2 separate regions of the Mus musculus genome follow, and region 2 is linked to region 1. The links are chromatin contacts, found by Hi-C or POLR2A ChIA-PET in ENCODE. All regions are on one chromosome and are shown on one strand. Each heading gives the region's core, a stretch centred on a gene start or an enhancer-like site at or near the end of the contact. The rest is flanking DNA. Distances are from core to core; before and after follow the strand shown. Region 1 holds the start of Zfp963 (zinc finger protein 963). Region 2 holds the start of Atp13a1 (ATPase type 13A1).

Region 1 (3,227 bases), core at 220-2,719:
GTTCTGGTGAGTCTGAAGACAGCAACAGTGTGCTTATTTATAATAATAAATAAATCTTTTTTAAAAAAATCTTCTTGAATACAAGATTAACACAAGAAGTCCATCTTCCAGTATAATAGCAATGAGCAACTGAATGGTTAGCAATTTCCCCGAGTATGTAGCACCACAGCTCAAAGGAGACACAAAGAGAAGCATATACTAAATTTCACAAAGATCCTTGGATGAAGATAAATTTCTTTTTCAAAAATGAATCAAGCCAGGCACGGTGGCACAGGTCTTTAATTCCAGCACTTGGGAGTCAGAGACGAGGGATCTCTGTGAACTCAAGGCCAGCCTGAGCTACATGGCAAATTCCCATACAGCCAGGAATACATAGAGCAGTCACTCTAAACCTTCCTAACGCTGCGGCCCTTTGATACATTTCCTCATGTTGAGGTGACTCCCAACCAAAAAATTATTTTTGTTGCTATGTTATAATTGTAATGTTGTAACTGAGCAGTATCTCAGTTCCTAAAGCCATTGGGAATTAGTGTTTTCTGATTGTCTTAACCGAAAGGTAAAGAACCACTGACACAGAGAGATCCAGTGTCCAGAAAAAAGAAAAAAAAAATCAAATAAGAATATGCACTGGCCTAGTAAATAGAAGACAACACCAAGATGTTGCTTTCCTCAATTTACACTATAAATTCAAAACACAATCCCAACAAGAATGCTAACATCTTGTGTAACAGCAGAAAGCCGTTCTAAGGTTTATATGTAAAGGGGGAAAAAAAACCCTCAACGTTCCAGACAATTCTAAATAAATAGTACACAAATAAAAGATTTTATCTTTACAAAGAAATTTAATGATCATAATAGTGTACGAATATTTGGAAACTAATTTATCTACAAAACAGTATAAAAAAAGAACCTCACAAAATAGTCAATGTTCTTTTAAAAGAGCAAATTAAACTCAGGAGAGTAATTGTCTTCACAAATACTATCCAACATAGGCATAAATAAGCAAAAACTTAAGAGTTTACAACTCCCACAAAAGTATTTCAAAGTGGACTCTCCACCAATATGTGAAGACAACTCAGGGGAACCGGCAGGACCTTGAGTTCAGCAAACAGCCTCAGGGTACAACACAAAAACCACTTCGTGGCCGTGACGTCACCGACACGGAGGGCGGGGCCTCCCCTGCGGCGCCCTGAGCTCTGCGCAGACGCGGCCGAAGGGCGGAGCGACACAGCCGCAGCGACCTAGTCGCCGCCAACCGCAGCGGGCCTAACGCCGCACAAGCGAAGAGCTACCGATAGCTGCCACTCCTCTCCACCTGGGACAGCGGCCCTGCGCTCACCATGTCGCGGCTTCCGAGCTGCCCGTGCTCCCCTCACAGCGGCGGCCACAGCGCAGCACACGCACCCACGGGGCCTCCCTGAGCCACGGAGTTCAGTCTACAACACGGCGGACAGAGAAAATCCGCCTCCCACTGCCCTACCTCGCTCTTGATTGAGTGGTGTAAGCTTGAAGGCCCTGATTGGCTAGGTCCGCCCAGCGACTGCTGATTGACAGCAGGAGCTGAAGTGATGACCAGGCAGTCTCTGCCCTGGACTGCCTGCCTTTTACTCCAGCATATGGTCAGGAGAATTTACATTGACGCAGAACTTGTTCTTGTTCTTGGAGAGCTGGGCCCTGCTGTCTCAGTGAACTCGGCAAGCACTTCCTAGTCTAACAGGGTACCAGATGGTTCTCGTAAGCAGTCCAGTTACCAACTCAGTGTCTAATACAATGGCCCCTGTGCCTCAGACCTAGGAGGCCAGTCAGACCACTCTGGTTCCAGTTGATACTGAGAGGTTGAGAGCACATGCTGCTCTTCAGAGGACCCAAGTTCAATTTCCAGAACCCACATCGGGTGACTCCAAACTGTCTGCAAATACGGCTGCTTAGAGAACCCAGGACCACCAGTCCAGGGATGGCCCCAGCCACAATGGGCTTTCCCCCCATTAATCTCTAATTTTTAAAAATGACCTCACAGGCTTGCTTACAGCCCAAGCTCATGGAGACATTTTCAATTGAGGCTCCCCACTCTGATGACTCAAGCTTGTGTCAAATTGACATAAAACTAGCCTGCACAAATAAACATACCCAATGCAAACAAACAGACAAAATTAGAGTTGATAAAAAAAAAAACAGGAGCTGGAGAGATCGCTCAGTGATTAAGGGCACTTGCCTGACATAGTTACATTTCTGTTGCTATGATAAAACTTCATGATTGAAGTGACTTATAAAACAGTTTAACCAGGCTTAGAGGTGCAGTGTGTAACAGTCCATGCTGGTATTGTTAAGGCTTGGCCACAGGCTGAGGACTCACACCTTAATCCACTGAGAATGGCACAAGTCTTTTAAAACCTCGAAGACCACCTCCACCACCAAGGCTGCACCCAATTCTTCCCAAACAGTTCCATCACTGGGGACCAAACACTGAAACATGGCCTATGGAAGCCATTCTCATTCAAACCACCTCCTTCCACTCCCTGGCCCCCATAGACCATACTATAATGCAAAATGCATTTGGTTCTCCGTCAAAAGTCCCCATAGACTTTCACAGTCTCAACATTATTTAAAGGTCCAAATATCTTCTAAGGCTCAAGACAATTCTCTCCTTGGCGGATGTCTCATGGCTCTAGGATCTCCACTGAAATCCAGGTTTGAATTCCAAAATGACTCACAATAGCTTCTCAGTACCTTCCATGCAGGGACTACACTGCCATACACTCTCCATAGTTACAGACTTGACTCTAAAGTCAGAACCACACAGACATCATGGCCAAATTCTGCTGCCTTCTTGGGATGGAGCCTGGCCCCACTGAATCACATTTGCAGCCGTTTTCCTTTGTCATGGTTTTGGGGAATAGAAAATTACTTGGGCTTTTCCTTTTTACATGTTAGAAGCTTAGCTGGGTAGGGTCTTGTCCAGAGGCACCTGTGGTAGTTTGAGTGGCAGGCCCCCATATGTTCATATACTTGAATGTTTGGTTCCCAGTTGATGGATTGTTTAGGAAGGATAAGTGTGGCCTCATTAGAGGAAGCATGTTGCTCAGGGTGGGCTTTGGGTTTCAAAAGCCAGCACCTGGCCCAGTCTGTCTGTCTGTCTGACCCAACTCTCTCTCTGGGTGTGGATGTGGGTGTGTCTGCCTGCCAGCCTGCTTGGTGGCTTGAGGTGGAATACAAGCTAACAGCTACTA
Region 2 (2,919 bases), core at 252-2,751, 41 kb after region 1:
AAGTTCAAGTCAATGAATCAGAGAGCTTACTGGAGTTATCGCAGGAATATGGCTTAGTGGCTGCTTAAACTTGGCTGGCAAGGATGACTGAGAGGTCATTTGGGGGTGAAGGCACACCCCCAAATGGTGATCACTCCAAACTGCAAACCTAGAGTTCTCCGCCGTACTTGCAATGAACTTGCCTGCCTAATAACCTCGGGGAGAAGTGAGCCTGCTGCACCTGCTAAGGTTTCAGGAATTTCTTCAGCCTCTGAATTATTTCCTGAGTCTTAACGGACCTCTCTGTAGAGAGCAGGCTCAGAGGGCAAGAGCATTTGCTGCCAAGCCCAAGGACTGGAGACTAATCCCCTGGGGTGGGATAGAGTGAAGAGAAGCGAGGAGACAAGGCCTGCCTTTAGAACTTCCTTAGTCCTCTTATCAAACTTTCCTCCAGTCATTTCAACTGAGAGAAAATCACTATGCAACAGCAGGCTGCAGTCAGGGGGCTGTGTGAGTTTTTCTATTTGTTTGTTTTTACAAAGAATGAAACCCAGGATTTCAAGAATGCTGGGCAAGCACTCTAACACTGAACTAGCCAACACTTTTATTTTTTTTTTTAAGTCTGGAAAAAGTCTCCTTAAGTTCTCAGATGACCTTGAAGTTGTCATCTTCCTACTTCAGCTTTGCTTATACATGAGATGCCCTGCACTACCAAGCAAAATAACATTGAAAAAGAATAAAAATGATCTATATTGGATCTGGGTAGGGTGGCCAGCACTCGCGAGTCAAAGGCAGCGGCCACTATCAGCACTGGCTGCTCTTCCAGAGGATCTGTATTTAATTCCCAGAACTCACACTCACAACTAACTGTAACTCCAAATCCAGGATTCAGACACATTCTTTTTTTTTTTTTTTTACCCGCTCCCACCTCAGACGAATTCTTAGGGCCCCGTAGGAACTGCACAGCGCGCGCGCGCACACACACACACACACACACACAGAGACAGATACATACTTATATATTTTTAAATCTTCAAAACCTTCTTATGGCTGTGTTTAAATAACAGTACTTGTACAGAATAGTTGCATAAAGCATCATAGTATATTTCATAAGTACCTAATTTTCCATTTATGTTAATGTGACCTTGTGTACTTATTACCGTATGGCTTGCATGGAAAAGGCACCCTCAACCCTACCTTGCGAAAGCTCCGCCTCCTCCCAAACCCGCCCTCAAAAGGTCCCAAGTCCTAAAGTTTGTATCTTAGGGTAAGCTTTTCTCCTCCCCAAACGGAGGCTCTTTCCTAGATAGATGCCGGAAAAGTTGCTGAGAAGGGACGGGCTCTTCCGTTTCAGGGTCTCTTGCTGATGTCAATCCCGCCCTGCCCGTCTACATCTTTTGCGTTCTTAGTTCGCCACGGCCGACCTTAGCAAGCTGATTTGGACCTTTGGTACCTTCTTTGTCATGGCGGCGCCCTGAACAGACACTTGTGTTAACCCACCTAACGGTTTACCTAGGCGCTTCCTATTCCAAGGTGGCGCTCAGACCTTACCGGAAGTAATAGACCGGAAGTGGGGCGGTGCCTCTGCCGGAAGCCAGCGCAGCGCTGGGAAAGATGGCGGTGGTGGGCAACGCGGTTCCTTGCGGAGCCCGGCCTGGCGGGGCCCGGGACAACGGGTCTCCTCAGCCTGGGTCGCGATTGCGGCCGGGCCTAGCTGCCGGGCCAGCACTCATAGCGAACGGCGACGAACTGGTGGCCGCCGTGTGGCCGTACCGGCGGCTGGCGCTTCTGCGGCGCCTCACCGTGCTGCCGTTTGCCGGGCTGCTGTACCCAGCCTGGCTGGGCGCCGCCGCCAGCGGTTGCTGGGGATGGGGCAGCAGCTGGACCCAGATACCCGAGGCCGCGCTGCTGGCGCTCGCCACCATCTGCCTCGCGCACGCACTCACTGTCCTGTCGGGGCATTGGTCTGTGCACGCGCACTGCGCGCTCACCTGCACCCCGGTAAGTGCGCGCGCGCGCCCGACCCCGACCCGGACCGGGACCCAGGCACAATGGGGCCTAGCGGGGGTACCGGGCTGCCGCGGGCTTGCGAGTCTCCAATCTTAACAGCTCGATTCTCCAGCGGCGCCCCCTGTCCTATGGCTCAGGCCTACTTCTGACCCCGCTGTGACTCGCCATGCAGTTGTGGCTGGTTATTTTGATTCACAAGAAACACCTGGAACACACTTAGAGCAGGATCCATATGCTACTGTTAGTGTGAATTGTTCTCTTAGCTCCCATATGGTGTATTGTTCTTGGAACGGTTCCGCCTTGCTTCTCCGTCATCTCCTACCTTGGTTTTGGTTTTCTTTTCTTACTCTTTTTTTTTTTTTCCTGTAAGATAGGATCTCACTATGCAGCCTTGGGTCGTCTAGGACTCACTGAGAACCGCCTAGCTCTGCCTCCAGAGTTCTCGGGTTAAAAGCCTGTGTCACTATTTCTGGCTTCTACTCTTGTGTTGGTCTTTCTTTCTTTTTTTTTTTTTTAAGTGTTAGATTAGACCTGTGGGGTAATACCCCCAAATGTATGAAGCCAAGTCCTATGGCCCAGTGTTCAGCTTCTGTCTGTCCCTTGCTAGACCCAAAAGAGAGTGTAATTCATTCTGGTGCTGAAGATGGCCAGGAACTACTTGTAAGTGACTTAAAATAGCGTAGAGTCTCAAGTTATCGGTAAGGTATGGTTAAGATGAGGGCTTGTCAGAATGGTGCAGTGATTCTAAATTCAGAACTCTAAACATAGTGTCACTACAGGAAGCACTGACTTTAAGGTACTCTAGGTTGAGGGTAATACCCAGTGAGCACACTACAGATCACCAGATTTGAAGCCTGGCACACCAATATCTGTTCTGGGTAGGTCTTTAGAAAAGGGAGGCAGTGTCAGTGACTGAAGGAAATCCTGAGT

Evidence for each region. A loop is a pair of places that touch in the nucleus more often than their neighbours do. ChIA-PET counts read pairs that join two places held with the same protein, here RNA polymerase II (POLR2A).
Region 2: a loop to region 1 is called in a map of heart, with 2.4 times the contacts of the local background. The contact joins the promoter of Atp13a1 here to the promoter of Zfp963 in region 1. A Hi-C loop is called at or near these places in 1 of 37 maps with a recorded cell type or tissue (heart). POLR2A ChIA-PET finds 5 or more read pairs at or near these places in 4 of 5 experiments (Patski and embryonic stem cell).

Annotation. Positions count from the first base shown.
Region 1 is chr8:69,748,493-69,751,719 of GRCm38, forward strand. Zfp963 (zinc finger protein 963) reads right to left here and starts at 1,470. Exons shown (of 4, transcript NM_001200023.1): 1 at 1,340-1,470. The coding sequence starts at 1,342.
Region 2 is chr8:69,789,662-69,792,580 of GRCm38, forward strand. Atp13a1 (ATPase type 13A1) reads left to right here and starts at 1,502. Exons shown (of 26, transcript NM_133224.2): 1 at 1,502-1,980. The coding sequence starts at 1,594.